2 separate regions of the Homo sapiens genome follow, and region 1 is linked to region 2. Evidence: chromatin contacts called from ENCODE Hi-C or POLR2A ChIA-PET data. All regions are on one chromosome and are shown on one strand. The core of a region is the stretch at or near the end of the contact, and the rest is flanking DNA. Distances in the headings are between cores, read along the strand shown.

The links. A loop is a pair of places that touch in the nucleus more often than their neighbours do. ChIA-PET counts read pairs that join two places held with the same protein, here RNA polymerase II (POLR2A). Pooled maps may share reads with other maps.
Region 1: a loop to region 2 is called in a map of aorta, with 2.0 times the contacts of the local background. The contact joins two enhancer-like sites. A Hi-C loop is called at or near these places in 3 of 168 maps with a recorded cell type or tissue (IMR-90, PC-3 and aorta) and 1 of 50 pooled maps. POLR2A ChIA-PET finds 5 or more read pairs at or near these places in 3 of 52 experiments (CD8-positive, alpha-beta memory T cell, IMR-90 and OCI-LY7).

What each region holds. Positions count from the first base shown.
Region 1 is chr5:159,972,750-159,977,508 of GRCh38, reverse strand. It overlaps ADRA1B (adrenoceptor alpha 1B), which reads right to left. Exons shown (of 2, transcript NM_000679.4): 2 at 4,497-4,759. Among named protein-coding and RNA genes, the nearest start is that of TTC1, 34 kb to the left of the region's middle. Within about 2 kb of position 2,104, at least 5 of the 41 ENCODE cell types and tissues checked have a DNase peak (open chromatin) inside an H3K27ac peak, as active enhancers do.
Region 2 is chr5:159,750,313-159,755,179 of GRCh38, reverse strand. LOC105377688 (a long non-coding RNA gene) reads left to right here. Exons shown (of 4, transcript XR_001742949.2): 2 at 3,371-3,439; 3 at 4,051-4,275. Among named protein-coding and RNA genes, the nearest start is that of LINC01847, 120 kb to the left of the region's middle. Within about 2 kb of position 2,484, at least 3 of the 41 ENCODE cell types and tissues checked have a DNase peak (open chromatin) inside an H3K27ac peak, as active enhancers do.

The DNA of each region.
Region 1 (4,759 bases), core at 855-3,354, 220 kb before region 2:
TTGCAAGAGCCTGGAGCACTTCACCATCACCCCCATCCCTCCAATGGGAGATGGAGCCTGACACTGGGGTCTCACCAAGTGAGGACTCCAGTGGGCCACCCTCTACCTTTGATGTACTTGAAGGGATTGCTTGCTGACCTGCTGCCTCTCACCCAGGCTGAGTTCCCTGAGCCTGGGTCTTGGTCTCCTTCCGTGTTGTGTTCACATGTCTAACACGGGGCAAGATTCATCACTCTTGTATGTTCTCTCTGGCTTCTTCTATATATTGAGGAAGCCATATTTGTTGAAAAGTTTATAACCTGGGTTCCATGTGTCCTTTGGGAGATTTAGCGGGGTGGGAATAATAGGTGAAGTCTGAGCTTGCTATGTTCATTTTTCTTTAGCTTTTATTACATTCTTAAAGGAACTGCTGATTCAGGAAAAGTTGAGAACTGCTGGAATGGAGGATATACAAGGTCCCCCATAGTTAATAAAAATAGTGTCTACTCTGTGCCAAGCTCTTTCATATTTTGTCTCATTTATTATTCATCCCAACCTTGTGAAGTAGGTGCTAACTGCATCCCCAATTTACAGACAAAGTGGTTGGCCTCAAGAGGGTAAGTGCTTGACTTGGGTAGGAGAGCTGGGCCTTGAATCCAGGTGCATGCTCAGGGCCACTGTCCTGGTCCCCTCCTCCATCTCTTCTGACACAGGATGTGCTAATCCTAACACATGTATGCTTCCCTTACCCATTTTGGTTTTGTCACCTGGAATGTTCCATAACTTTTATTAAATGTTTAAATGTTATTTTTAGTTTGGACTGATGACCTTTTTAAGTAACGCGTCTTCATGCTGTAGGACAATTTTTTTTTTTTTTTTTGAGACAGTGAGATAACTCGTTCTGGGAGTTATCTTGGCTCACTGCAATCTCTGATTCCCAGGTTCAGGCGATTACCTGCCTTAGCCTCCCGAGTAGCTGGGATTACAGGTGCATGCCACCACGCCTGGCTAATTTTCATATATTTAGTAGAGACAGGGTTTCACATGTAGGCCAGGCTGTTCTCCAACTGCTGGCCTCAAATGATCCACCCACCTCAAATGATCCACCCAGCCTCCCGAAGTGCTGGGATTACAGGTGTGAGCCACCGCACCCAGCCAACAAAATTCTTTTACTCCGTGATAAATTTATGTCTTTCTTCTTCACGGTGGACCCTAAGTCCTAAAACCTGGAATCTGACCAAAAAAACCTGAATTGTTTTGTCTCTATAACCAGATTTTCCAAATTTCATACATCCAAGTAAATAATTGAAGAATGACTACCTCTGTTAATAGCTACTGTTCATGGGATGCTCACCAAGTGCCTGGCATGGTGTCAACTGTTTTAGCCTCATGATCTCATTTGATCCCCCAATGTCCCTATGAAGTAATTAGTATTATTATCTCTATTTTATAGTTAAGGAAATGGAGGTTTAGACCCATGATGTAACTTGCCCAATGTCACACAGCTACTAACTGGCAGAGGTGGAATTTGAGTCCAGGTCTGGAAAATTAACTAGTATTCCACTTGCCAAGCCACTGGCCTCTTGACTGGGGTTGGCAGATTTATTCCTGTGCATGCTTCAGTGGTGACAATGACCCAGCAGTCTGGGTGGCTGGAGAGGAAATAGTAGGGCTGCTTTGCTGCTAGTTGGGAGATCAGAACAGAGAGGACCTGTCTGCCTGAGGGGCTCTTGATGAACTCTGGGTCCTCCTAGAGCCTGGCTACAAGGAAGTGACTTGGAAAGGCCAGCAAAATGTAGACTCTGGCTAGGGCCAGATCTGGACCCTAGCACCCTCTAGGGGATGTAAGCCACTACTTGGCCAGTCTTCCTTCTGGAAAGAAACAGGAGGCTGCTACCGCCTCTCTATGCTGCCTGGGTGACCTCCAAACACCAGTAATGAATGAGATCATCAGAACTGAGCAGCTCAGGAAATGCCTTTGGTGCCTTGTGGCTTCAAATATCCAAGGTCCAAATTATAACTTGCATCTGCCCAGTGATTTGCATTTCGGTGTTTATACTACAATGATCTCGTTGAATCCTTTGTGTGTCCTGGTGGGCTGTGATGATCATGTCCATTTGCTAGACCAGAAGAGGCAAGATGAACTGCCCAAGGTCATGCAGAGCCAAGACTTGAACCAAGGCCCTACTGACTCCAAATTCCATTTGCTTACACTAGACCAGTGATTTTTAAACATCATTCTGTGGAACCCCAGGGTGATTGGGGCAGGCCAGAGCAAGTGTCTCAGGAAGAGGAGGAGGCTGAGGAGGCTCTGTCTTCTCTCCACTCCACTATGGGCTGATCTTATATCAGATTTCTGCGTAAGATTTGTTAGAAGATTTGTGATCCTAACACAATGTTTTCAGAACTTCCCCAAATGATCCCTTGTTCTCCGGGAATGGAGTTGGGGCTTTTCTTTTCCTAGGGCCCCCTTTTCTCTATTCAGGCAAGAAGAGGACTGCTCTCTGTTGGAGGATGTACTTAACTACAGGATGGTAGCAGAGGGGAATGTAAAAGGTACTGGACAAAGCACAGGGGAATGTAAAAGGTACTGGACAAAGAGGCAGAAGACCTGGGTTCTACAGCTTTGGTGTGACCCAGTCAAATTATTTACCTCAGTCTCCCCATGTGTAAAATTGAGGGAGTTGGCCTAGAAAATTACTAAAATCCAGTTCAGAGCATATAAACCATGGATAGTGAGATCTTACACAAGGGTACGGCATCTAAAATTGAATGAAAATGTAATTTTCCTTGGTATGTGCGTTTTTATGGAAACAGTTTATAGCCTTCATCAAAGTCTTAAGGGGGTTTGTTATACAGAATCTCTGGCTTCCTAGGATTTTTTTTTTTTTTTTTGATGGAGTCTTGCTCTTGTCACCCAGGCTGGAGTGCAATGGTGTGATTTCGGCCCACTGCAACCTCCGCCCCCTGGGTTCAAGCGATTCTCCTGCCTCAGCCTCCCGAATAGCTGGGATTACAGGTGCCCACCATCACACCCAGCTAATTTTTTGTATTTTTAGTAGAGACGAGGTTTCACCCTGTTGGCCAGGCTGGTCTTGAACTCCTGACCTCAGGTGATCCACCCGTCTCGGCCTCCCAAAGTGCTGGGATACAGGCGTGAGCCACTGCACCCAGCTGGTTTTCTTTTTCTTTTTCATTTTTTGACAGAACTGCTGGGCAATCTTGTTTCTCCTTTTGGGGATATCAAGTTGTAAGAATGTCATGAGGAAGGCATTTGCAATAAGGAAACTAGGGTAATACACAAAGATAAGCAGAACTAAAAGATGGAAGCTACAGGAAGGAGTAAGAGACTGTGAGTAACTTGACAATCTCGTTTGTGCCCCTGGATCCAGCCATACCTGACACCCCTATACTTTTCAACTACATCAATCACTGGCTCTTTCCCCTTTAAGTATTTTCTCTCTCAATCACCTACAGAATGAATGATCGATGTGCTAATATTATTGGAAGAGGTTCTTGCCATTTGCAAAATTATGAAGCTCAACTTAGAAAAGCAAAGTAGAAAGAAAAAAAGGGATGGGATGGGGGAAGAGCGTTCCTCCTAGGCTTTTCTGCATCTCTGAAGAAAAATGTTTCAGATTTTGCTCAGTGTCCTTTATTCTCTTTTCAAACTAGGGGCTTTCAGAGGCAGCAAAGACCTTAGAGTCAACTCCACCATTACACAGATGGGGAACCAAGATCCAGAGAGGGAAGTAAGTCTCTGCTCTTCATACAATAAATCAGTAGTAGGACTGAGACTAGAACCCAAGTTATCGACTCCAAAGAATGCTCCACCTTTCTGTGTGACCTTCCTCAGTGCTTTTTTCCAGGCAGGGTCACAAGTCAGCAGAGCTTGGGAGGGTTCTTGTGACCCTGTATGTTGCTGGGCCCCAAGGATCCATATCTTATCCAGAAACGTCTGCAGTTTGGATGTCTTTTCGAGTTCTGTGGGCACAGGCAAACAATCAGTGGAGTGCTGGCCTGGGAATGCAAAGGTGAGGGGAAGGGAACCAGCCCCTCTCTCTGCCTGAGCTTCATCATCTCTCAGGAAACAGGCCCATTTAGGGGACTGGCCGGGGAACCCCAGCTGGGGTTGGGTCTAGGGATCAGGACCAAGCCAGACATTGCTCAGTGTTGGTCACAGCAGGAAGGAGCCGCAGGAGGATTCAGATTCTGCTAAGGGTCAAAAGCAGGCAAGCAGGATTCATTAGGCAAGTCCAGGGCGTCACGTTCAGCCACAGGGCCAGACTGGTGCAGCCCTGTAGGTCAGTAACCGCAAAGGCGTAAATGGGACCTAGGGGAGCCAGCACTAATTGTCCTCAAGACGTGGTGAGAGCGGCTCTTCTGGGGTGGAGACTGGAGGGCAGGGGAATGGAAAGCGAAGGACCCTAAGACCTAGGACCGGGTCAAATCCGAAGCGGAAGGAAGAGGAAACGCAAGGCTCTGCCTGCCGCTCGTCCACAAACCACTCAAAGCCGAACAGGAGAAATGACCTTTAATGTCGACTTTGTTTCCAACCCCACCAAAGTGCCATCCTTCAGTGAAGTACAAGGAGGGGCTTGAGAGGTACGAAGTCACGACACACACAACGCCCCCGGTTGCCTCCTGGGCGCACAGTCGCCGCGCCCTCACAGGGCGGCCCCACGCACACACACAAGCGGAACACACGCACACCGCACAGTCACACTCACGTGCACCCACGGTTAAATACAAGTAGAGAGGGACTCGTTTATATATACAC
Region 2 (4,867 bases), core at 1,235-3,734:
ATACGAAACTTAGCCAGGCGAGGTGGCAGGCACCTATAATCCCAGCTACTCGGGAGGCTGAGGCACAAGGATCACTTGAACCTGGGAGGCAGAGGTTGCAGTGAGGCAAGATCACGCCACTGCACTCCAGCTTGGATGATAGACTGAGACTCAGTCTCAAAAAGAAAAAAAAAATTAATTAATTAAACAGAGTTAATTGGTCACGTATCTAAGTACCTGCCTTGGTTCTAGTCTGGCTTGGGTTTGTAAGTAATAGAACAAAATACAAGACACAGTCCAAGTTTAAAAGTAAATGAACTTAATATACATAGAAAGGAGATTATTACATGTAGGGAAAGGCTGGTAAAAAAAATCATGACAATCTTTCTTCTATCTTTGTACAAATCTCTATTATTTCTACTAGAATAGCCATCACCCTCCTGCATCCCTCTAGTTATTCTAGTCTCCACACAGCAGTCAAAGAGATTTTTAATAAATATTAATTAGATATCCCTCCTATGCCTAAAACCCTCCAATACTTCCATTGAATTTAGTGCAAAATCCAAACTAATTCCTCTGGTGTACTTGATAGGCCCACCCTTCCCCTTCAACCCTATCTAGCACCAGTGTCCCCTTACCTCTCTGCTCTAGCCACACAGGCCTTCTTTCTGCTCACATCAGGCTAGTTTCTGCCCCACGGCCTTTGCACTTATCATATACTTCACCTGGGCCACTCTTCCCTCAGAGGAAAGGTGGAGTCCTTTCAATGCACATGTCACTTTTCCAGAGTTCTTTTCCCTGATCACCCTATCTGAAGTAACCCTCCTCATCCTCCTGTTTATTACATTCCATTATCCTGTGTTTAAAATAATTACTGTCACCACCTGAATGTATCATATTTATTTGTGGTTTTTCATCTATGGTAGACTGTAAGCTCTATGAGGGTATAGCCTGGCACATGTATACACCCAGTAAGTACAGATGCTCCTCGACTTACAGTGGTGTTACGGCCTGATAAACCCATTGTCAGTTGAAAATAGTGTTAGTCAAAAATACATTTAAAGAGAACACTTCTACACTGTTGGTGGGAATGTAAACTAGTACAACCGTTATGGAAAACAGTGTGGAGATTCCTTAAATAACTAAAAGTAGAACTACCATTTGATCCAGCAATCCCACTACTGGGTATCTACCCAGAGGAAAAGAAGTCACTATACAAAAAAGATACGTGCACATGCATATTTATACTAGCACAATTCACAATTGCAAAAATATGGAACCAGCCCTAATGCCCATCAATCAACGAGTGGATAAAGAAACTGTGCTATATATATATGATGGAATACTACTCAGCCATAAAAAGGAACGAATTAATGGCATTCACAGCAACCTAAATGGAATTGGAGACTATTATTCTAAGTAAAGTAACTCAAGAATGAAAAACCAAACCTCACATGTTGTCATTCATAAATGGGAGCTAAGTTATGAGGATGCAAAGGCATAAGAATGATACAACGAACTTTGGGGACTCAGGGGAAAGTGTGTGGGGGGGTGAGGGATAAAAGACTACAAATTGGGTTCAGTGTATACTGCTCGGGTGATAGGTGCACCAAAATCCTACAAGTCACCACTGAAGAACTTACTCTTGTAACCAAAAGCCACCTGTTCCCCCAAAACTTATCGAAATAAATTTTTTTTAAAAAAATATGTTTAATATACCTAACCTATCCAATGAATATCACAGCTTAGCCTTGACAACCTTAAACATACACAGAACACTTACATGAGCCTAGAATTGGGCAATATCATCTAACACAAAGCCTATTTCATATTTCATAATAAAGTGTTGACTATCTTAGGTAATTTATCGGATATAGCACACTGAAGCTTATCAGTTGTTTACCCTTCTAATGGTACATCTGACTGGGAGCTATGGCTCACTGATGCCCAGCATCATGAGAGAGTATCATCCTGCATATTGCTAGCCTGGGAAAAGATCAAAATTCAAAATTCAAAGTACGGTTTGTACTGCATGTGTAGTGCTTTTACACCATCGTAAAGTCGAAAAATTGTAAGTTGAATCATCATTCACTGGGGACCGTCTGTATGTGCTAAATAAATAGACAATCAAGTGTTTTAGGTTTTCTAATCATTCAGAAAAGAGGGATATTGTTACAAATTCATGAGTCAGGGAGCTCACTGTGGCAGAGAGGGGGATGGGCTGGGCTCAGAAGAAAGAGAAGGATTTGGATTGGGGGGTACCCAGGGGAAGCCATGGGTGTGGTTGGGGTTGGAGAGGCAGGGTCTTCGTGGTGATTCTGCTTCTTAACTGACAGAAAAGAGGGCCCACCTCTCTGTCCCTGGCAGATCACAGAGAGACCAGCCTTTCTTAAGGAAATAGGACCAAGGGCATGGAAGCAAAATACCCAGATGACTTCATCAAAAGAAAACATGCGACTCTTGCATAGACCAAAATAAACTCCCTAGACTGACGGGGTGGGGCCAAGGGACAGTTCTTGAGCTGAAGAGAAACTCCAGGACCTTCCAAGGCATTCTTTGAAAAATGCTCTTTGGATAAAATGCAACTTAAAAATAACTTCTGTTGGGTGTGGAGAGGAGAACAACTCAAATATTGGGGCCAGAAACCCAGAGTAAGGGCCAAATTTGGGCTAAGAAAATGCTAGATTCTCGAGATCTTTGGAAAGCAACTTCTTCCCTCATTTATTTACAATGAATAAAGTTTCTTAGAAACAAATACAAGGAAATCAACAATTTGTAATTTTTAAAGTATCAAACAAGTATGCTAATCAATAAATAGATTATCTTCCAGTATGATGAGAGAAAATAAAATCTAATAAAGGTCTAGGATCCAAGATAAACAAATATGACACCACTGGAGAAAAAGATGGTATTTAGAGAAAGGCCAAATGAGGTGGTTCTAACCCTTAGAGCAAGGGGTGTAAGGCATTCAAATGTAGCAGAGATTGCACTGGCCTGAGAAGCAGGCTCACCTACAGGGAGAATCCAGCTCTACCACTCTTGTTGTGTGACCTTAGGTAACTTACTTCACTTCTCTTATCCTCAGTTTCTTCATCTTTAAAATGGGAAAATTCATACCTGCCTCTCAAAGGTACTGTGGAGATTAAATGAAGTACTGCAGAAAAACTACCTCAGAGAGTATCTGAATGTTAGAAAACTTTAAATAATATTGGAATTCCACTTCTCTCATATCACTTTAGAGGGTTGGAGAAATTGGAGAGCTTCAGAGTTTGACACCTTATGAAAGCTGAGAGTCCTTAACATATTTCCATTAGCAAATATTTATTAACTTCTGTTTGTAAGACACAGTGATGGATAAGATGTAACACAAAATTCTTGGTCTCCTTATCAGGGAGTGAAATAGTTATTGATTACCACAACAAGATGCAAAAAAAACCCGAAAACTTAGAGGATTAAAATGGTGAGTATTTATTTAGCTTACAAATCTGCAAGTTGGAAGTTTAGGCTGGGCTCAGCTGGGCAGTTCTTCTGGTTTAGGCTCATATGTCTGGGAGTTGACTGACTATTCGTTGGTCTAGGATGACCTCAATGGGCGTGACTGCCTGGTCAACATGGCTTTTGTTCTATGTGTTTCATCCTCTAGCAGATTGGCCTAGGCCTGTTCTCATGGTAAAGGTACAGGAGTAAGAGTAAGCAAGCCCAATTGTACAAGTGCTTTTCATGCCTTTGTGTCACATTAACTTAACATACTATTGGCCTAAGCAAGTCATGTGGTTAAATGCAGAATCAGTATGAAGGGAATATATACCTGCATGTCAAAGGATATGGATGAAGGTAGGGATAAATAAATGAGGTCATTAATGCAATTAATCTACTTCAAGGGAACTAGATAAATATATAGATAATTAAATTTTATATAAACACATTGAACAAACATACATATATAATTAACATAAGATGAAAGATAATACTTTGTAATCACATAGCATTTACTGATTTTAAAGAACTTTCCCTCAAAACCTTCTGGCTTAATTATCCTCTATGATTCCCGTCACTGTTCCCATTTTGCAGATAAGGAAAGTCACAAGGACAGTAACGAGTAAAGCCTGGACTTGAACTTCTGATGACAAGCTTCCGCTTTGCCTCACAGCCTCTTAGACCAAGATCCAAATGAGTAAAACACACACAAAAGAGACAGGTATCACCATGAGCTCGTGTGGCCAAGAAGCCTTTGTATTGACTGAACTTACCTTGGAAGTAAATGCATGTACAGTAATAAGTTTCAACTTTTTTAAGGTACCAAACCCACCCTTTTTTTTTTTGACAGATCTTATGTAGAACCTCCAAGTATTTAAATGGATAAAAAGCTATTTTATATCCTAACTTTATTTTTAGATTCAAATGCATAATATTTACCTATTATGCAATCAATATATAAGAACAATGAGGCCATTCTGGGGAACTCAGGTGTTTGAAATCAAAGACAGATATCAAATGGGGACAGTGCAGTCTTGGGGTCCAGTGTGCTCCTGTAATTTGTTTAGCCTGCCCACTAGAGTGGACTGCTGTTGTGGACCTAGTCTCTATTGTCTACTTTCCATACCTCTCCCCACCCCCAATTCTGGTCATGTCGTTCTGGAGTAGGTGGTCCCACTCCCAGCTAGAGAGGTAGGTCTGGGAGGCGGGATTCAGGAGCACCAGGAAACAGAGGCTCTTCCTGCTGCCTCGAAGCTGGAAGAGCATCAGCCTGGGGTTGCTGGGGGCAACCACACCTCAGCACTACGTAAAGGAAGAAGCCAACCAAGGGGAAAGCACTACCCAGATGAGCAGGGGCTCAGGACTGCACAGGACACCACTGAAGTGTCTGGATCTAGCTGGAACTTAATCC